Regions from separate parts of the Homo sapiens genome. Here region 1 is linked to region 2. A link is a loop called in an ENCODE intact Hi-C map of the cell type or tissue named here. Cell type or tissue: K562. All regions are shown on one strand. Each heading gives the region's core, and the rest is flanking DNA. Links, peaks and the distances in the headings are about the cores only.

The links. Peaks named below come from ENCODE experiments on the same cell type or tissue, not always from the same donor. Only the 100,000 strongest peaks of a DNase experiment are listed, where the experiment ranks them.
Region 1: it touches region 2 in a loop (4-fold over the local background); 1 of 110 quality-filtered maps calls a loop at or near these places.

What each region holds. Positions count from the first base shown.
Region 1 is chr4:38,377,971-38,389,377 of GRCh38, forward strand. It overlaps LINC02513 (long intergenic non-protein coding RNA 2513), which reads left to right. Exons shown (of 2, transcript NR_149123.1): 2 at 7,407-7,789. Among named protein-coding and RNA genes, the nearest start is that of LINC02513, 17 kb to the left of the region's middle. RefSeq lists an enhancer at 7,518-7,812. In K562, for the core only: no CTCF peak of the experiment used is centred there; DNase peaks (open chromatin) are centred at 4,701 and 5,731.
Region 2 is chr4:38,062,732-38,074,138 of GRCh38, forward strand. All of the region lies in intron 14 of TBC1D1 (TBC1 domain family member 1), which reads left to right. Among named protein-coding and RNA genes, the nearest start is that of PTTG2, 110 kb to the left of the region's middle. RefSeq lists enhancers at 4,757-5,258, 5,259-5,758, 6,822-6,961. In K562, for the core only: a CTCF peak has its summit at 6,639; a DNase peak (open chromatin) is centred at 6,660.

The sequences.
Region 1 (11,407 bases), core at 3,354-5,853, 310 kb after region 2:
TACCCATTTGGAAGTCACTAAATAGGAATACTTTGGAAAGCCAGAAAGGGAGAGAAAAAGCCAAAAAGGAGGGACTCCCTTGTGACGTTCCTTTTCCCAGTCCAGGATCACAAATGGGCCCATTTGTTGGGAGGTCAAATGTACAGTCTGTGTTCTTGTTGAAATGGGGCATGGGGCTGAAATTATGCAGGAACTGGGGTAAGGTGAGGGTAAGGAGGAGATTAAGAAGAGAGGAAAAAGTTACTATTTATAGGTAATAGCCTAACTGAGTGAGGAAGAGAAAGAAGGGATGGGGAAGACTATAGTAATTCCTTTATATGATTGTGAAATCTCCCTTAGTACTTACACCAATAGTAGAAGCCACACTATCAACATTTGTTAGCTTCTTGATACCCAATTCTCACAGGGTGAAGAGAAAAGGGCCAGGTGACACCATTCACACAGGGAGTTTTGTTACAGAAGAGGAACCTGAACTTAGGGAACCTGAATCTTTTGTAATAGCAGTAAAAATTCTGCCCTTTGCCTGGAGAGAGAGGGACTATCTCCATCTTCCAAGGCTGTTCACTATACAAACATTCTCAAAAAGATATTTCAGAGCAAAGATACTCAGTGTCTCTGCTTACGAGATGTGTAGAAACTAGAGAAACTCACAGAAAATTGTCTCCCAACAAGTTTCTTTCCCAATATGCACAACATGACGGCATGCTTGTTCTGGAATTGGCTGATTATAGAGTCCAGAACTCAGAATAAAGAAAATAAAGACGGTCATTTTTTAAAAACTATAAAGTAGTCAGTTAATCTTTACTTTCCCTCTGACCTCTCCAGAATTTCTTCAAATGATTCCTAACTCATTTGGCAGTTGAGTGAAGCCCAAGCTTCTACCTTCCTCCCTTTACCCCTCTCAAAGCTCATCTTCTCCGAGTCTTATTCTCTTTTGATTCCATCATGATCTCTCAACAAACTTATTTTTATTTATTTACCAAACACAAATCCATGCTCTGTTTTAAGCATTTTACTAATATTAACACGTTTAATCTTTTAACACCCTATAAGGTGAGTACTATTATAATACCCATTCTTCAGATGAGAAAATTGTGCCAAGTAATGGTTATTCTAATACGATACACATACTTTTGTGAAAATAAGCAGTCATTGCTAAAGTTTTAAATGATTCTAGAATGATTCTAGACATTTTTTGTTGTTGTTGTTTTATTTTTGTTTTTGTTTTTGTTTTGAGATGGAGTCTCACTCTGTTGCCCATGTTGGAGTATAGTGGTGCGATCTTGGCTCACTGCAACCTCCTCCTTCCAGGTTCAAGCGATTCGCCTGCCTCAGCCTCCCGAGTAGCTGGAACTACAGGCACCCCCCACCACACCTGACTAATCTCTTTTTTTTTTTTTTTTTTTTTTAGTAGAGGCAAGGGTTTCACCATGTTGGACAGGCTGGTCTCAGACTCCTGACCTCAGGTTATCTACCTGCCTCGGCCTCCCAAAGTGCAGGGATTACAGGCATTGAGCCACCGTGCCTGGCCTAGAAATGTTTAAAGGACTTGTGAGGAAAACAAGAAGTGACCCGAGCTACTATTATTTAGTAGTATAGTCATGCGTCTCTTAATGATGGGGATACATTCTGAGAAACACATTGTTAGGCCTTTTCATCTTTATGCAAACATCATTGAGTGTACTTACATAAACCTAGATGGCATAGCCTACTATACACCTTGGTTATATGATAGAGCCTATTGCTCCTAGGCTACAAACCTAGACAGCATGTTACTGTACTGAATATTGTAGGAAATTGTAACACAATGCTAAGTATTTGTGTATCTAAACACAGAAAAAGTACAACAAAATATGGTATAAAAGATTTTTTAAATGGTGTACCTGTATAGGTACTTACCATGAATGAAGCTTGCAGGACTGGAAGTTGCTCTGGGTGGGTCAGTGAGCGAATGGTGAGTGAATGTGAGGCTTAAGACACTACTGCTCACTCCTGTAGACTTTATAACACTGTATGCTTAGGCTACACTAAATATATTTTTAAAAATTAAATGATTACGCTACCACACTATGTCATCTACAAAGTCACTAGGCAATAGGAATTTTCAGCTTCATTATCATCTTATGGGACCACCGGGACCACCATGGTACATGCAGTCCATTGTTGATGAAAATGTCATTATGCAGTGCATGACCGTACTTTATTAGGAGAAATTTCAGGACTGTGGAGGATACTTTGGGGAAAGGAACCTGTTCACCTCCCCTTCAATCACTCTCCCAGAATTATCATATGTGGTGAGGTGCAGGGAGTTTTCAGAACTACCTGGTTCAGATTCACTTTTAGCAATTTGTTGGTTATTTTTCCACAGCCAGAACCATGTTTAGTTCACTGCTGTATCCCTGGTGTCCAGCCAAGGGCCCAGTTCCTCATGGGGGCTCAGAAGTGTGTTGAATAATTGACTGAGTGAGTGAATGAATGAATAGGAACCAGAAACTTCATGGGTCACTTCGGTAGGGAAGTGCTCCTGGATTAGAATCACCAGATTTAATCGCATCTTAAATCCAAGGATGAATCTATGTCTCAGTGCAAAAAGGGCAGAAGTTAAACCAGGCATACAAGATAATAGAAGAAACTAGAACCAAATGCATATTTTTAAAATAATTTGATTGGAAATAACAACAACAGGGGATTAGAGAGAGGAATGAAGATGAGGTTGAAGGCGAACAAGAATTCCTTGGGCCAACCCGAATAAATTGAACATAAAGTAAAAAGGCAATAGGCAAAACTAGCAGGCAGCCAGAAATGTTAGGTGCTCCAGTTCTAAGAAGTAACTGGAGAAGGAAGTTGATAGAAAGTAGGGAAAGAATATTAATAATGATAATGGTTACCATTTATAGATAATATTCTGTTCCAAGCAGGATTCTCACTGCTTTGAGTTTATTAATTCACTTCAGCACAACTCTTTGACTTAGATTCTATTATTATTATCATCACTATCTTGCAAATGATAAAACTGAGTAACAGAGAGGTTAAGTAACTTGTTCAAGGTCACACATCTTGGAAGTAGCAAAGCTGATGTTTGAACCTAGGCAATTTGCTCAGAATCTGCACCATTCACAAATTGCCATTTATCACCTCTCCTATAGCACAGACTGCCTCTATGTTAGGGCAGCAGCCATGTCAAAAAAAAAAAAATTCAACAATCTAAGTTTTTTAAAACATATGTTTCTTATGCAAAAGGCCTTCACCGGGACTCCTTAACCAGATTGCATCTCTCCTCAAGCCCTTCCCATGTAGAGATTCTGGAGCCACCATCTTGCTAAGGGTTGGTTGAGAGTTAAAGACCACTTGAGACCCTTCAGAACAGAAAGCAATTCAACTGTTCAAAAACTAGTGATTCCTTAAAAATTAAACATGGTGGGGAAAAATTAAGGTGTTGGGGAGATGTTCCAGATTACCAGTGATTAAAGAGACATTACTACCAACACAATGCGGATACTTCTTTTTTTAAAAAACAGCTATAAGAGATAATTGGAGAACAGTTAAGAAATGACTATGATTATGAATTGGATAATTGATAATAGCAAGGGAATTATTGTTAATTTTCTCAGCTCTGATAATGCTAATGTGGTCATGCAGGAAATGTCCTACAATCTTCAGAGATGCACGGGGAAGCTTTTAGGGCTGAAGTGTCATGATTTCTGAAACCAACTTTCAAATGGTTCAGAAAGAAAAATAGAAAGATTGGTTTGTAAGTTAAACATGGCAAATGTTAACAATTGTTGAATCTGGTAGAGGCTAGACAGCTGTGCACTGAAATATTCTTTCAGGTTTTCTGCATGTAATTTTCATAATAATAAGTTTTGGGTGAAAGAGCCTGGGGTGAGGAGACAGTGATTGCTTACAGATTGGCCAAAGAAGGCCGGGAACTTGGCCAATGCGAAGGCCTTCGGGGATGAGTTAAAAAGCTCGGTCTTGACCACATGGGGTTGAATGCAAATTCTTTCTCAATAAAACAGAAACACAGAACTGGACCAAGGATTCAAGTACTGGATGGGAGATTTGGCAGTCCTTCCAATAAAGTTAGCAGTGGCAGCTGTAGTGGTGATAAAATCGCCTGGACTCTGCTGTAAAATCAAGAAGACCAAGCTGAAGTTCCATGTGGAATATGCGTGGTCCAGTGATTTTCTGTGAATAGCTGGGACCTGTCTGCCAGGGTTGAAACCCTCACTCAATGGCTCACTAGTCTAGTGACCTTGGACAAGTCACTTAACATTTCTGACACGCAGTTTCCTCTGCTAGTACTCATCTCCTGGAATTGTTATGTGTGGAGATTAAATAGGACAACATATATAAAATGCTTAACACAAGATATGGCCCACAGTGAGCACTCAACAAACATTGCTCTCATTTTCACTGCACAGGGAGAAGGATAGGGTAAAAGAGAAGGCTTGTTTGCCACTGACTGTAGCAGCAAAAGCAGCCCAACCCACATCTTCTGCCACTTTGTTTACAATTACATGTATGTTCGGGTTATTTAATTTCTTTCTTTTAAGTGAAATTGTGTGGCCCGGGGTTAGCAGGGATGCTAATGAAGTTAAACAACGGAGGAGATTACGCCCTAGCATGGAAAATAAACATTGAGGTCCCTGCTTCAGCGTTTATCTTCAATGATACCTCATCTTTGCCTGGGTAATTATCTCTCGACAGCAGACAGTGCTCCAGCAGCAACGGATAATTCCATTAACATTACCACTTAAACACAGCCTCTCCAGGCTGCTCAGGTCCTCCGGTTGCTTGCTAAGCCTTAGGGGCCTCATATCATTTTGGAATTAAAATGACAGAGTAAATTATTCAAGCACATTTGGTTTTTTCCTAAGCAAACCTCTGCACATCCTTGACTCATCATTTCCCCCCAAAAGCATTGCTGCTGAGAATATTAATTGTAGCAACTCAGTGCTAGCTTTATTATGAAATTTGAGGGTTGGTGATAGTGGAACACTGCTAGTCCTTGGTGAGCTGGTTTCTAATTGTCTGAGGATGAGAAATAGGTGAAAAGGTGGCCTCCTCTGAAAGGGAAAAGTAAGTTTCATGTTTTCTGGAGACTTCTAAATGCCACAAAAGAATTCTGGCCAAAAAAAAAAAAGGAAGAAAAAAGAAAAAATCCAGATCATGTGTATACTTAGGCATGGTGGTGACCCAGAGACCAAGCAAAACAAAAGAAGCAAATTTCATGAGAAAATCCAGCTAAAATTTCATTATTTAAAATGAGTGTGTACTCTCTGTCTAGGTGTCTGTTCCCCAGCCCTGTCTTTGACTGGTCTCATTGCTGGGTGGCATCTTTAACAGAGAGTGTGCAAGAGCCATTGGCAGCAATCTCCTGTGTGGTTGGAGCCTAGCAGTTTACAAGGAGCTTCCCTACACATTGTATCACAATGACCTTGCCAGGTTAGTGGTGCACACCCTGTTCCATGTCACAGGTGAGGGCCCTGAGGCCTACAAAGGTAAAATCACCTACCCGACATTCCATGTCAAATATGGTGGCAGGAGGACTTGAATAGAAGTCTTTGGAGTCGGAAGATCCTACATGGCTTCACGAGAGAAGGGAAAATGTTTATCATTTCATTTTCCTGTGCAGAAAGGACTTCAGCCTTTCTGTCAATGCTAAAGATCTATCTTCTTTCAAAGATAGGAAGTCAGGGTGTCTGCAAAGCACATATTTTCCCACTGGGCTGACCCCAAGTTGACCTTTATACTCCTCTCCACTATCTGTTAATTCCTTGTGTCTGGGTTCCAATGGAAGTGTGGACAGAATGAATGAATGAAGTGAGATAATGGTTGCCTCTCTCACAAAGCTAACACATAGTAGGCTCTCGAAAAAGGCTTCGTCTAATTAAAAAGCAATATTTATTTACTAGCTCTGGCAGCAGATTTGGTCAGCAAAGAGGTCAAAGGGTTGACTTGAATTAGGTTTGAAGGTTGGCTGGAATTCAATTACCCATGACCCTCTAGTCTCTCCTGCCAGCCATGATTAATGGAGGCTGGCTAAAGTAGGATGGGGTTAGTAACACTGAAATCAACCTTCTCTGGAGAATAAAGACGCTGAAATTATCTAAGGAGCATTCTCAAGCCAGATGAGATTTCTTAGGTGGGAAATAACCTTGTGATTCAGCCCAATAACATCAGGGATCAGATCCAGAGACAAAGGACATGCACAATAAAGCTGGGGAATCCTTGCTCCTAATTTTTTCTGACAATCACAGGGGCCTCGTCACCCTGCCTAACATGGATAAATTATCATCAAGGGCTGTGGATGGTTTGGATCTGGATTTTTAAACATCTTGCTTGAGGATATTTGGGGTATACATTAGGGAAAAAGGTCAATTAAAAATCAGATAACTGCATCATTTAAAATAAGAAGAGACTCTACCCTGATCATCACCACTTTCCTTTTTCCCAATACAGATTTTTCCCTCTCGGCCTCGCCCTAATGTTGATCTAATTGCCTTCTCACAATACAAGAAGGCCTTGAAAACTCGGGATTCAGCTACAGGTTTCTTTTTATATTAAAACTTTCTTTTGGAGCTGATCTCTTAGAAGATATTTTGAAAATATGAAGATAATAACAGTTTCTTGTTTGCTTGTTTTCTGTTATTATTTACTAACTTTTTTGAATAAATTTTCAACTTTTTCCAGTCCTTTTGCTTTTGTCTAGCAATGTCTTATGCAGTAGGTAAGGGAAGCTCAAGGAGACATTTTTCCTTTTTGTTATTGTTCTAAGTCTGCACCTCAGTTTCTGTCCTGCTTTGTTTTCAGAGCTCAAGTTCTGTAGCCTATCCTAATTTGCAAGGCTGGCTTATGAGACAAGTTAAGGAATCATTAAGGCACCTACCCTTTGCCTCTTCATTGGCCAAGTAGCTTAATTAACTTAGTTGAAATGCAGTCTAGTATTATGAGAGCAATTGCATTTGTGTATCTTAATAACTTACCTGTCCTCATGCAATAGTCCACATCCCTCTAATAAAAATATATACATGCACATGCGCTTTGACGTATCGATATTCAAGCTCACAAAATAAGCTCAAACTTGAAAAAGATCCAGACTACGGCAACGTTTATTATTTTTAGAGCATAACCTAGTCATTTTGATTAATTCGTTTGGATTGCTTTTTCCTGCAGCTCCCCAGGGAGAGGTGGGAGGAAAAGGCGGTAAAAACATAAATTTTCTTTGGTGATGAGTTCGCATGTTTAGAACTGTAACATGGCAAATCATTGTGAAATCTTCTAATGGATGCCTGTCTCATGCCAAATAAGCCCAGTACCCAAAGCACATCAAGAAATAATTGAAAGACACTGGACTGAATCCAAAAGGTTGTGGCTAATGTTTCACCTAATCTCTCTCCCAGGTCTCTCCTGCCTACTGCCGGCCCTACCCACAAGATGTGAACTTCAGAGCCTTCTTGCAACTGCTTCTTGGCTATTTTCACCCTCTAACCCTCTGGAAGAAGAATGAGGACTATTATGAAGGCAAAAGCATAAAAGGGGAAAAGATTAGCCTCCAGAGTAGGAAGATTGGGTTGTTGGAAGCCAGCACAAGTCTTCCCCTGAAAGAGTTAATTCGCCTCCAATGGGGGTAGGGACTGACCTGGGAGGGGCCTCAGCCTACATAGGACAGGCCTAAAGGCCCCATTGGGGCTGAAGGTGACACTGGGTCAGATCCCTAGGATTCTGCAACTTGAGGTGGGAGTGTCTATAAGCTGGAAACAAAAGTTTCAAAAAAAAAAAAAAAGCTCATTTTGTTTTCAATTCGTTTTATCTTGGCTCTATCTCAGGCACCACTGACTTCAGACCTTTCAAAGCTAAGGGTGGGGTAGGGTGGGGCTTAGTGATTTTTTTTCTTAAAGAGAGAGAACAGGGAATGTGCCTTGAACATGCACAATTTGCTTGAACATGATCATAGTCATTAATAAAAACATTGAGCAATATTTGCTTCTATGTCTTTGGAACTGGCATTTGCAAAGGTAGCATTGACAGATCAGAGAACAGAAAGGAATTCTGCGGTTACTCGTGGAGGAATTTGGACCTGTGAGATATTCATGATGTTAATTATTTATAATTTCAGTTGTTTTAGGCCAGGCTTTGAGCTTCAAGATAATGTGCTCAGAATTGGCAACAAAAATGGTCATTTTTTTGCTAGTAATTACTGGCTTTGAGCTTCAGCTATTTTAGAAGGACACAGAGAGATCTTTAGATCATGTATTCCTGACTTAAGCAAGGAAGGAAAGAAGGAAGGAAGGAAGGAAGGAAGCAAGGAAGGAAGGAAAGAAGGGAGGGAGGGAGGGAGAGAAAGGAAGGGAGGGAGGGGAGGAGGAGGAATAGGAAGAAGAAAAGAAAGGAAAGAAGGAAGGAAGGAAAAAGTAAGGCAGGGAGGCAGGCAGGAACAAAGAAAGAAAGGAAGAAAAGAAGTAAAAAAAATTTTTTTAAAGGACAACCCACAAAACCTCAGAATTTAACTAAGTTCCAGGCCTGAAATTTATTTTTTTGAACAATAGAGATGCACTATACTGTAAGAAAACACAACATGTAAAAATTCAAACTTGCCAAACTAAACAGAGAGAAGTTAAACATTTTACAGGAAAATTTGCTACTAGGACATGTTAAATAAAAGCGCCCTCAGTATCTTTAAACTAGAGATTGATGTACACTTTAACCTTTTAAAACCACGTAAAGTGAAGTCTCCCATGTAAATATCATTCTTAATGTGGAATATCCACACTTGAAAGTCACACATTGCTGGGGTTCAACCTCAGCTTCACCACTCATAGCATGTGACTGTGGCCAAGTTACTTCACCTCTCTGAGCCTCAGTTTCCCCATCTGTAAAATGAGGGCAGTGATAGCACCTGCCTGATTAGACTTAACTGAGTTGCTACACAGAAAGCCATGAGGAAGTCCTGCCACTCAGCAGGTGTTTCATGGCTCTTAGCTTCCTAAGCCTTCTCTTTCCTTCCTACTTCTGGGACCACGTGGTTCAGCCAGCATGGAACAAAAGAAAATTTGACCCACTTTGTAGCTTTAGATGCCTCAGCTTTATGCCAAGTAAGTTGTAACCTCAAACAAATGGGACCCAGAGAGCTTATGGCTGTTTCTGCCTTTCTCATATTTATTTATTTTTTAAACAAATACTTGTATAATGCTTACTATGTGATAGGCATATTCTAAGCACTTGGCAAATACCGACTCATCCAATCTTTTATAACAACCCTATGAAATATATAGTATTATTTATTATTCCCATCTTACATTTGAGGAAGCAGAAACACAGAGAGCTTAAGTAACTGGTCCAAGGACCATAACAGGTACCTGCACAGCCAAGAACTGAACCCAGACAATCTAGTCCATTCCCTCAGTAGGTCTCATGGGTGTATTATTTATTTGGAAGGCCTGCTGAAACCAAAGCAGCCAAATGAAATACCAGGGCCAGTTCTGCACAGACTAAAAAATAACAGCAGGGCCAGAAGTACTGAAGTTGCAAAACCCTCTGCTGATAAGCTTTCACTGCCAGAACCTCAGACCAGAGAGATCTAGATGAAGTTGACTGAATAAGCAAGCTGATTTCCAGTCCTTTGGCACACTGCCCTCTCTCCACTCCTACCACCTAAAAGGGTGCAGACTCCTCTCAGGTTTCTTCATTCTTCCTCACTCTCTTGGCTCAGTGAATGTGAAATTGCTGGCTGTTGCAGCCTAAGTGGGTGGAAGGGTGGCTGGAGGACGGAGAGCATTCAAGTAGTCAAAGAAAAAAAGAAATAACTTGTTTTAACATTTTAATAACTCTAATTTTTAAAATTATCAAAGCAATACCTTTTTTTTTCTTTTTTTTGACAAAGTCTCACTCTGTCACCCAAGTTGGAGTGCAGTGGCACGATCTCGGCTCACTGCAACCTCCACCTCCCGGGTTCAAGTGATTCTCCTGCCTCAGCCTCCCAGCAATACCTCTTTATAGCAGACATTGCAAAGTGGCTGACTCAGCCCCAATTCCTAACACACACATCCCCATCCCTCCTTCCACTTTCCAGCTGGGGATGGCCATGTGACACAAATCTGGCCAGTTAATGTTAAATCTGTGATGGCGTTCTCGTTTGTGTTTTCCTGAGACAGTCCTTCCTGTTCCTTTCCTCTCTCTTTGAATGAATGTGTGATAACTGGTGGGTACAATGACCACATGAAGGCCATGAAGGAAAAGCCATAAACATTTCAGACATTGGTCTTGGCATTGTTGAGCTGCTGAACCACTATTGTTTGAATTTTTGTTACTTACAGCCAAGGACAATCTTATCTTTACAAAGTTCATTATTTTAAAAAGTTAGAAAATACAGGAAAAATAATAACAATGGGGGAAAATAGCATCTGTAATCCTACCATCCAGAAATAACTAAAATCAATATTTCAACATATATTCCTTCAATTTTTCCTCTTTTTTATTGTTTTACAAAAATTTGGAGTAACGCTCCAGAAATAGTTTTGTAACTGATTATTTTACTTACCAATGTGCTATGGCCATTTTTCTATAACAATTATTCATCTACTTATCATTGCATGGATGTTCCAAGGTTTATCTAGCCATTCCCTATTGTCAAATATTTGTTATTTTCCATTTTTAACCATGGTAAACAGTAATAGTGTGAACATGTTTGTAGATGCATCTTTATCTGATTATTTCCTTAGGATAAATTCCTAAAATTGCTGTGAATTGCTGGATTAAAGGGAATGCACATTTTATAGGCTTTACGGACCTATAGATAAAATGCCGTTCATAAAGGTTTTACCAGATTTTCTGCATTCACTTATATTGTGTGCCTTTTTGTTACATCACTATCAACACTGGGATTTAAAAATGTCTGTCAGCTCAATACGCAATGTATAGATTAATTTAAACTAATTTAATAATTTATTGTTTGACATTGTATTAGTCCATTTTCACGCTGCTGATAAAGACATACCCAAGACTGGGCAATTTACAAAAGAAAGAGGTTTAATTGGACTTACAGTTCCACATGGCTGGGGAAGCCTTACAATCATGGTGGAAGGCAAGGAGGAGCTAGTCACATCTTACATGGATGGCAGCAAGCAAAAAAAGCTTGTGCAGGAAAACTCCCTCTTATAATAACTATCAGCTCTTGTGAGACTTACTATCAGGAGAACACCAGGGGAAAGACCTGCCCCCATGATTCAATTACCTCCCACTGGGCTCCTCCAACAACACATGAGAATTCAAGATGAGATTTGGGTGGGGATACAGCCAAACCATATCAGACATATTTCCATGACATCATTTCCCATTTTCAATTCTATGAATTACCTATTATGTACCAAACACTGGTCTAGGCAGTTTGCATATTCTTTTTTTA
Region 2 (11,407 bases), core at 5,296-7,795:
TAACAATTGTGAGTTAACACTGACTGAGCTTTTCCTAGTGAACCTCCGGCGTTTAAACAGCCAGTCCATAACACTGTGTGAGGGCTGGAGCTAAGGTTATTGGTGACACAAGATAGCACCTGAGCCAGTGCTGCTTGGTAGGAGGGCTGAGGGGAAGAGGGCTGAGGGCTTGGATGCTGAGATGCTAGAGTCACATCGCCTGGATTTGAATCCCTGCCCTCCTGTTCTGATACCAGCTGACCCATGACGATGCTACAGCACCTGACAGCAGATTCCTCCTTAGGGCTGGTCTAACTCTAGAGTGTGTGCCTGTGTGCCTGCAGGAGAATGTCCAAAGTGAGTGATCTTGATCTGTTAACCTTTGAATTTTAACCTATACCAGGGAGCCATTGAAGAGTTTAAAGCAAGTGAATGACGAGTAGTTTGAAAATATTTCCAGGTGGATAGAATTTGTGGACATACATGAACATGAGCAGCCTCAAAATCAGGGCTGGGACTAGAGTGAGGCCAGCACGTGTCCAGGGTGCAAAATGTAAGGAGGCATTCACTTTCAGGGCCTGGCAGGTGTGGACCCTGAACTTCCAGGACCTTGAGAGTGAGTGTCTCCTAAGGATTACACCCTGGGGGCCTATTTGCCTCATCCTGGTCCCTGGTCCTCTGTGTACCCTATTGCCTGCTTCAGTAAACAGGCAGCCCTGCAAGGGAAGGAAGGGTTGGATCAGCTCTGAGGAGGGAGTTTTTTTAGAAGGATAGATTTGTTTTGTTTAAAAAACAGCTTTATTGAGATATAATTCACATCCTATACAGTTTGTTCATTTAAAATGTACAATTCAATGTTGTGAGGTTATTTTTTGGTATATCCACAGAGTTGTGTGACCATGACCACAGTCTAATTTTTTTTATTTTTTATTTTTTGAGACGGAGTATTGCTCTGTCGCCCAGGCTGGAGTGCAGTGGTGCGATCTCGGCTCATTGCAACCTCTGCCTCCTGGGTTCAAGTGATTCTCATGCCTCAGCGACCTGAGTAGCTGGGATTACAGGCATGCCCCACCAAGCCTGGCTAATTTTTATATGTTTACTAGAGACGGGGTTTCACCATGTTGGCCAGACTGGTCTACAACTCATGGCCTCAAGTGATCCTTCTGCCTCAGCCTCCCAAAGTGTTGGGATTACAGGCGTGAGCCCGACCCACCGCAGTCTAATTTTGAAACATTTTTTGTCCCCCTAGAAAAAAACCTGTAGTTGTCACTTGCCAATCTACTGCCGTCCACCTCTAACCATAGACAGCCCCTAATCTACTTTCTGTCTCTATAGATTTGCCTATTCTGAACACTTCATCTAAGTGCAATCATATAATATGTGGTCTTTTGTGTCTGGCTTCTTTGATTTAACATGTTTTCAAAATTCATTATGTCATAATACATACCAGTAATCCATTCTTTTTTAATGACTTATTAATATTCCGTTGTATAGAGACATCACATATGGTTTATCCTTTACCAGTCGAGAGGCATTTGGATTGTTTGCACTTTTGGCTGTTACGGATAATACCGCTGTGAACATTGATGTATGTGTTTTTGTGTGTTGAATGTGAGCTGGTGTGGAAACTCCTCCTCCAGGGGGGCCTTACCTGTGATTCTACCCACGGGGATGGTTAAGCCAGCAGGGATGGGAAGGGTTTGGTCCTGCTGGCCCTAGGCTTTCCTGCAGGCTGCCATGTGCCTTTCTTCTGCCTAGGCTGAAACGGAGGCTGCCCTGGTTTCTGGCACTGCCCTCATGAGTGTGTGGGAAGGCTGGGGGAAGCCAAGTCTCCATGGTGCCTCCATCAGGGACCCTGCAGCTGGGAGGCAGCCAGAGGGCCACAGGTTGGTAGCATTCACACAGAGCTACATTTCTTTTTTTTTTTTTTTTTGAGACAATCTTGCTCTGTCGCCCAGGCTGGAGTGCAGTGGTGCGATCTCCGCTCACTGCCACCTCCACCTCCCAGGTTCAAGGAATTCTCCTGCCTCAGCCTCCCAAGTAGCTGGGACTACAGGCGTGCGCTGCCATGCCCGGCTAATTTTTTGTGTTTTTAGTAGAGACGGGGTTTCACCACGTTGACCAGGATGGTCTTCATCTCCCGACCTCGCGATTCACCTGCCTCGGCCTCCCAAAAAGTGCTGGGATTACAGGCGTGAGCCACCATGCCCAGCCTACATTTCTTTTTTTTTTTTCTTTGAGATGGAGTCTTGCTCTGTCACCCAGGCTGGAGTGCAGGGGCACCATCTCTGCTCACTGCAACCTCCGCCTCCTGAGTTCAAGTGATTCTCCTGCCTCAGCCTCCGGAGTAGCTGGGATTACAGGCAACTGCCACCACACCTGGCTAATTTTTTTATTTTTATTTTTTAATAGAGACGGAGTTTTTCCATGTTGACCAGGCTGGTCTCGAACTCCTGACCTCAAGTGGCCTCAAGAGGCCAATCCGCCTTGGCCTCCCCAAGTGCTGGGATTATAGGTGTGAGCCACTGCACCCACCCAGCCCGTAGCTACATTTCTGTCAGCTGTTTGCAAACTGTGCCCCAGAATCCCCTGGAGGACTTGTAGAACCACCAGTTACTGGGTTACGCCCCCAAATGTCTGATGCTGGAGATGAATTATCTTGGGTGGAGCCCTCAAGCCGCAGCAGCTGATAAGCATGGGGACCTCCTATTCTGATAAAAATTCCAAAAAAGTCCTGAGTGATTAATAAACAGCACATTGAAAATTAGAAATGAGTTCTATGGCAGGGGATGAAACAGGCAACAAAGCCTATTTTCTTTGCAATGAAGCGCATCAGATATTAATAATAGCCATTGTAATTATCTTTATCATGTATTAAGCATTTTGTGTTTTTCACTTTTACACAATTAGATGATCCCCATAGGTATTACCGCCTTTTTTTTTTTTTTTTTTTGAGACAGAGTCTTGCTCTATCCCCCAGGCTGGAGTGCAGTGGCACGATCTTGGCTCACTGCAACCTCTACCTCCCAGGTTCAAGCTATTCTCATGCTTCACCCTCCTTAGTAGCTGGGATTACAGGCGCCTGCCACCAGACCCAGCTAATTTTTTGTATCTTTTTTAGTAGAGACAGGGTTTCGCCATGTTGGGCAGGCTGGTCTCGAACTCCTGACCTCAGGTGATCCGCCCACCTCGGCCTCCCAAAGTGCTGGGATTATAGGCGTGGGTCACCACAACTGGACTTACTGCCCATCTTTTAAGAGATGAGGACAGAAAGATTGAGTGACACAGTTATGTCTCCTGCAGCTCTTGGTTCACATAGCCAGGATTCGTATCAATCTATTTAGCTCTAAATCTAGTCTCTTAATCACAGTAATGAACCGTTGACAGTTTTACGAGTAAATTATCAAGAGTTTTGATAGGTTTGCTCACTTAAATTAGTGCTTGTACAGTAATGGGCTGTGTTAGTGTGAAGGAATGTATCTTATGTTGGAAGTACTCTAGAATTAAATGTTAACTCTTGCTAATAAAGCATACATTTGGGGCATTATTAGCAACTTTTTTTTTTTTTTTTTAGCAAAATTAGAGGCTTCCTAGTTGAGTGGTTTATGTTATTTATATTTATTTATTTGTTTGTTTGTGACAGGGTCTTGCTCTGTCACCCAGGCTGGAGTACAGTAAGTAGCACAATCATAGCTCACTGCAGCCTCGACCTCTTGGGCTCAAGCAGTCCCCTGCCTCAGCCTCCTAAGTGCCTGGGACCACAGGTGCGCATCACCACGCCCTGCTAAATGTTTACAGTTTTTGTAGAGACAGGGTCTCACCATGTTGCCCAGGCTGGTCTTGAACTCTTGAATTAAAGCAATCCTCTTGCTTCAGACTCCCAACATGCTGGGATTACAGGTTGTGCCACTGCGCCAGGCCTCCATGTATTTGAATGAAAGAGCAGACATCTCCTGGAGGTGGCAAAGCTATGCATGCCCCCCCTGGAGGGGAGCTGGGGGCTCTGGGGTTACAGTGATGGCACATTCAGGGAGCTCTCCGCTTTGTGAGATCCTGAGATAAAGCCAAAGGATGCATTAAACTGCTTCTAAATGAACTTTTTCCAAGTGAATTTGTTATATCACTTCTATATAAATGAAAATATTTGCAGCATGAGTACTAACAAGATTTTTTTTTTCTTTTACCCCGATGGAGTCTCGCTCTGTCGCCGGGCTGGAGTGCAGTGGTGCAATCTTGGCTCACTGCAACCTCCGCCTCCTGGGTTCAAGCGATTCTCCTGCCTCAGCCTCCCGAGTAGCTGGGATTACAGGTGCGCACCACCACGCCCAGCTAATTTTTGTATTTTTAGTAAAGATGGGGTTTCACCATGTTAACCAGGATGGTCTCTATCTCTTGACTTTGTGATCTGCCCGCCTCGGCCTCCCAAAGTGCTGGGATTACAGGTGTGAGCCACGCTCCCGGCCAAGATTTTAAACATTATTTACCAAAGTAGGAACGTGGTAATTATGGTCTTATATAATTCTGAAAATGATTTCTAGTACCAAACTATGAATTTTATACTTGAAAGAATGATGGGTTTTTCACAGAAAGTTGAAGTTATTATGGTTTGTTTCCTGTTCAGGTGTTTTTGCTGGAGAATGTTCGATGAACAGCAGTTCTGGTGATAAGTTATGGATGTACACAGCTGGTGTGGTTTTTAGGATTTTATTTTGCAGCAGCATCTTCCTCAAACAGTTGCCAGGGGACGGCTTTCCTTCTTCTTACTGGTACCAGCCTTTCTCTTGCAGACAAGGCAGTATGGGAGGGTTGGGAGACAAAACAGAAGCTGTTGGTTTCTTCAGCCTGGCAAGGATTCAGATTGCAGGTTGTAGATTGGAGGCCGTCAGTGGGGATACCTTTCCGGACAAAGTGGTGTTTCTGCCTGGCACTGCTTGCCAGAGAAGTTTCAGTTCTTCATTCTCCGTCAGAGAAACCCATATGGACCACATTCTGATAGTTTTCTTCTGTTTCCCTAACACCGAAGGCTCAGCCCCTGGTGCAGGTCCCAGTGTACAGCAGGCTGCATACAGTTAGACCAGATGTTCTTGTAGTACGAAAAGTCACCGAGTTTCCATTCACTTGTGGGTGGCAGGTATGGCCCTCCTTACCTCCCATGGCCCAGGTTTCTCTGTCCTGCCGTTTTCACATTTTCCAGGCTTTCACCTCCAGGTACCAAAATTCACATCATTTAGAGATTGTGTCTGCCTGCCAATACGCGGATGTACCAGTGAGGGATTGTTCTCGCCTGACGAGAGGTCTGGATGATGAGAGAGCAGAGCTGGCCCTGGGGCTCAGTGGTGACACCCTCGAGCTTGGCTGCTTCTGTTCTTCTGCTTCCTCTGCTTGGATTCCTTCGCCTTTGGCTTCCCCTCCAGTTCCAAGCAGAACAAAACAGGAGATATCAAGGAGGAAAGGGTGACCCCTCTATATCTGGAGAGCAAAACTGTCGCGGAAATCCCTAGTGTACTTCCATTTGTGTCTCATTATCTGAAACCGAGTTACCTGGCTGGTCACGTGCAGCCACCAGAGGCAGGAAGGTAGTGATTCTGCCTGTGTGGAATGTTCTAGCATTCCCTGGTAGCTTTTGTTTCTTCAGGCAGCCATGACTTTGCATAGATCATTTCCTTTTGCCCAGGACACTCCTGCTCGTTTTCTCCCCTCCTCACCAAACCCACAGTGCATTAACAGCGACAGACTTCTCCTCATCCTCTCAGGCCACTTGGATGTCACCATTTCTTCTCTTTACCCCTCAGGCGTAGTCAGCCTCTCTGTGCCTGATGTTTTATGGCTTTGTGTATGCCCCGATGGAGAGCGTCTTACTGTGTCTTCGGGTTATTTATCTCAACCTCGCATCTGTGCTATCCTGTACAGTAACCAACAGCCACATATCACTATTTAAAATTAAATACAAACTAATTATACTTAAATGTAATAAAAATGTAGCCCCTCACATTAGCCTCATTTCAAGAGCCACATGTGGCTACCGTATTGTAAGCAGAGCTCAAGAACATTCAGCAATATTGTGAGAGTGGCTACCATATTGAGAGCAGAGCTCTAGAACATTCCCTTATCCCAGAAAGTTCTCTTGGACATGCTGCTCAAGGTGGTGAACTCTGAGATCTCCAGTCCCCCCAGCTCCGTCACTCAGAACCACAAATGTGGCACCATCAGCCTTCAGGGTGGTGCTTGTGTTGTACTGTCTCCTGACTAAAGAAGTAAACTTCAGGCAGTCAAGATTTTCTACAACCCACACTGCTCCTAAAACTAGTGTTACTGGATATGTAAAAGCTATTGAGCCCAGTGCTTTCAAGGAATCCTAAAAGCAAGTGGGGACTGTCATGTATCCAGGTTCCTTGTTTTGCAGAAGAAGAAATAGAGGCTTTAGGGGAAAGGGGTCCACTCAAGGTCATACAGGCAAGGTCATACAGTCAGTGGTAGAATGGACTGGAATCTTGATTGTTCATCTCACTCCCCTTTCCATTAAGCCATAACTGATTGAGTATCACCAACCTGTTTGTTTTCCCTGATTATGTTCCCTTCTCGCCTGTTTAATCAGGTTTCAGCTCCTTGTGAGAGGAAGTTGTTTTCAGCTTCTTAGCCCCCTACCTGTAGGCGGTGCTCTGGGAACGCTCAGGAAGCAGATGCATGTGAGCCTGTCTCAGCCAATGATTGCTTAGTTGCAAGAAACAAAAAAATGACTCAAACTAGCTTAATCAAAAGGAGGCTTTTAAACAGCAAGATAAGGGTAAAGGCTGGGAACTAGGAAGTTGTCAGGAACCAAGGCTGTCTCTCTGGATCTCTCTTTGAGGCCATGTAATTTTTTTTTCCTCTCGGTCTCTTTATTCTGCACACCAGCTCACCCAGCTTGCTTGTTACTATATGCAGTCATGCCAACCCCCAGATCTGTATGACCTGTTAGCCTCAGGGGCACCCACGTAGCTGGCTGCCAATCTGTGTTTTCTTCCAGGTTTCGAGAGGGAGAAATGATTGGCCCAGCTCAGGGTCACTTACCCAGGGAGAGGTGGGGGAAGTATGGAGGCACCGTGGTATCAGGGAACCCCTGGGCCAAGCTTGTCCAACCCGCGGCCTGCTTTCTTTCATTTTTTCTGTTTTTTGTTTTGTTTTGTTTTGTTTTTTTACAGCTCATCAGCTATTGTTAGTGTATTTTATGTGTGGCCCAAGACAATTCTTCTTCTGCTGTGGCTCAGGGAAGCCAAAAGATTGGCCACCCCTGTCCTAGGCCATTATCTGGGCTGTGGGAGGTGTGGAGCAGGGTCAGAGCTGGAGGGGGAGGGCATAGCCTCCAGCCACCATAAGTTGGTGTGTTCTTGGTAATTATATTGCTTGTCAACCGAAGGCAGAATCAGGACAATGAAAGTAATGAGAATCCCTAGCTTTGTAACAGTTAGTGGTTATCTAAAAGTAGGTGAAATTGTACATGAGTGAGTGGCATGAATTTCTTATTACTAAAGTGCTCAGATAGCTGGCTAACTTTCTGTCAAAGATCCCTCTGCTAGGATCAACATTTGATTAATATATTTATCCTGTAATAAGAATTTGGGATTCTTAAAGCAAAATAGTTGTCATGTGGCTGACTACACAACCAAAGATGGTCCAGGTGTCGCTGGAAGAGGAGAGACTGAAGAGCTGTTGCCAGGTTCCCACGTGGACCTTCGGCATGACCCGGCCATGGGGAGGCCTCACACGCTCCTGCATCGCCCACATCTTGCCAAGCCATGGAAAACACTTGGGATTCATATCTAAATCCTAGTTTAAGCTTGGTGAGGACAGTGGCCTGGTGCAGAGTTTGGGTCATAGATGGTGCTTGGTTTCTTTTGTATAAAGGGGTATATGATTTTGGAATATTTACCAAATGTGGGCATTTTTTCTATAAAAATTATTGTATCTACTGAGATTATAGTATGTAAAAAAAACATACACATGGAGAAAGAATACAAAGAGAGCATTGATATTCTACAGAAGTGGCAAGAAGATGTGGTGATAGGTGATATTTTTGCCTTTTGTTTCAATTTTGTATTGTAGTGACTTTTTTGGTAGAAAAAACTAATTTCTAATTAAGGGAGAAACATTTGAAGTACATTTAGTCTTTCTAGAAAACCTCATCTTCTCATAGAAGTTTAAGATGGAGACATACTTCCATTGTGAATCATGATGCTAACCAGTATTCAGATTTGTTGGAAATGGACTCAGTTTTAAAATTGCTTCTCTCTTGTGGGCTGGAACTGCAAATGATTGTTTGGGGATTTTTCCCCTTTTCTTCTATGGAGTTATTCAACTTGGCATGACCAGTGATTTGAGCTGAGAACATGGAACCCTTGATTTGCAGAAATCAAGCCCCCAAAGGTACAGATACAGTGGTCATTGTCTGAAGGGTTTCTTTTGTTCTTGGCCCTCCTGTCCCTGCTCTTACTGTGGCAGCTGCAGCTGCAGGTGCCTCTGAAGCCTTGCCATCCATGGTCACTTCCTGCCTGCTCCCCACCCACCCCTGGGAAAGAGCCCCCAAGTGTCCAAAAGCACTGTGTTGCCTAATGCTTGTTGAGAGTCTACATTTCTCTAGATCTAGCAGAAGTAAAATTTCAGTTTGTTATATTTATAGTTTCAGGAATAGTTTGGGAATGGATTTAATAAAAAATTTAAAAGCCCATCATTTTTATATCTCTTTTTCGATATTTGATGGTTTAAAAGACATCAAAGTTATCTTCTCCCATTACTCATCCTATACAATTAAAACCTGTTTTTTGAAGTTGTAATAGGTAAGTTAGCCTTAGGTCACCCCATATTTATGTAAACTCCAGCCCACTGCCACAGCTACTTTGATTGTGATCTGTCATTGTGTTACCCACTGTAGGGCAGAAATGGTTCCTGCCTCATGCCGTTGCTGCTTTACTCTTCCTGAAGTGGTGTGGTTCTGTCTCTGTAGTCCTTGGCACACTGTAGGTTCTCAGATGGCAGGGTGAAAAGTTCTTCTGTTTGCTTAAATCTCTCATAATACCCTGAGTCTGTGGAGCTCAATAAATTCTACTTGGTATTATTGATAGATTATTTGGAGCCTTTTATGTTAGAAAAGGGATTCTTAATCCAATGCTCCGTTTTACAGATGAGAAGACTGAGGCTCAAAGACCATACCCCCAGGAGCCATGATTTGCACTGTATTTAGGAATAGTGTCTAGGGTCAGCACCTGGTGTTGGCCGACTGCAGAGCAGCCTGGTTAGGAGCCCTGGGGTTGGGCGGGTCTGGGCTGCTGGTGCCACAGCAGTCTCCCTCCCCTGGGACTTTGGGCCTGCTACCCACCCCTGTTCCTTCCTTTGTGAGATAGGGCTAGCAGTAACTGTCTTGTTTCATCAGAGGCAGTATTGCATAATGAATGAGAGCTGGGGCCTAAATTAGGCACAAGTGCAAGCCCTCAGAAAACTATGTACACCTAGAGAGAGAGAGAGACACACGTCTGTATGACAGAGAGGCAGGGTTTGGGAATGTTCTGATTTCATGTTTTGAATTGGTGTGACCTTTGGGAGGATATCCTTGGAATCGCAGAGCTTCGTTTACATCATGACTTTCCTGCCCACCCACATTTTCTGAGAGGCCAGAGTTTTAAATGTGGACCCCGTGAGCTTTTCTCTGTTGCCTCATTTTGGCCTGTGGCCTTTTGTTTTCTTGGTATGTCATGAGGCAAAATAAAATGAAACTCAGTGCTGGTTAATAACTCCCATCATAATGTATATTTCTGTGAATGGCTTTTTAGCCATTTGAGAGGAAAAAGGGTCATGTAAATTTCAGAAAGGCCTGATTGGCTGGAGAGTCAGTGTAGTGTCACAGTTAAGAGTATAGATTTAAAAAAAATTTTTTATTGTGGTAAAAAACATAAACATAATACTACCATCTAAACCATATTTAAGTATAAAGTTCAGTAGTGTTAAGTATATTCACATTGTTGTGCAATGGATCTGCAGAATTTTTCATCTTGTTAAACTGAAACTCTATGCCCAATAAACAACTCCTATTCCCCCTCTCCCAGCCCCTGGCAACCACCATTCTACTTTCTGTTTCTCTGAGTTTGACTACTGTAGATAACTCATTTAAGTAGAGTCATATGGTATTTGTCTTCTTATTTCTGGTTTATTTCGCTTAGCATAATGTCCTCAAGGTTCATTCACGTTGTAGCATATGACAGGATTTCTCTCTTTTTTTTCCGCCTTTTTTTTGAGTTATATTCTGTTGTATGTATATTTAACATTTTCTTCATTCATCTGTTGACATTCATCTGCTTCCACCTTCCACCTTTTGGCTATTGTGAAGACTGCAGCTATGAACATGGGTGTGCAAATGTCTCTTCAAGATCCTGCTTTCAGTTCTTTCGGATATGTACCCAGAAGTGGGTTTGCTGGATCGATCATAGTGTAGTTCTGTGAGTAACCCTCATACTGTTTTCTGCAGCTGCTGTACCATTTTACATTCCCACCAACAGTGCCCAAGGGCTCCAGTTCCTCTACACCCTCACCCACACTTGTAATCTTCTGGATTGCAGATTTTCTGGATCAATCTTCTGGATTACACTTGATTTTCTGTGTTGGGCCTGGATGTTTAGAACAGTATCCCTCCTTTGGAGTGGTAAATATGTAAGTTTTTATTATAAAATAATGGCCATCCTAGTGAGCGTGAGGTAATATCTCATTGTGGTTTTGATTTCCTTCATAGTTAATGTGGTTGGGCATCATTTCATGTCCTGGTCGGCCATTTATGTTTCATATTTGGGGAAATGTCTTTTCAAGTCTCAAGTCCTTTGCCCATTTTTTAATTGAGTTATTTGATTTTCTACTGTTGAGTATGGATTATTAAATCAGACTGGCCTGAACTTAAATCATGGCCCTTCCATTTTTGACCAAAAGCAGCTGTGTGTCCCATTTGTGCCTTGGTTTCTTCGGTGTAATGCCGGCATAATGATAGCCCCACCTTGTAGTTAAGAGTGTTGGGGCAGTCAGTGAGGAAGCACTCACTCCACAGGAGCTTGTTACGTAAGGAGAAGGCAGCCGGTCCATTCCTAATAGGGGTCTGAAGGAAGGAAGAAGGGCTGAAGGAAGTAAAAAGAGCCTCCTCCATGAATGGCAGCCATTCTTGAAATCCACCTTGGCTGCCTTCATTTTTAATGTCAGTGGACTTTTAAGACAACCAAAAGGATGTTCTTGGATGACCAGAGACTGTGGCAGAGGGAGGATGGTCACATTGCCAAGGATCTCTCTCAACCTCTTGGATAGTGTGCTGCTGGTAGTTTGCACAATTGCTTCAGCTTTTTGGCAAAGTACATGTAAAATCCTGAAGTCACTGCCAGAGGAAACCTGGTTCCTGAGATAGCAGCTTGATGCTCCTGCC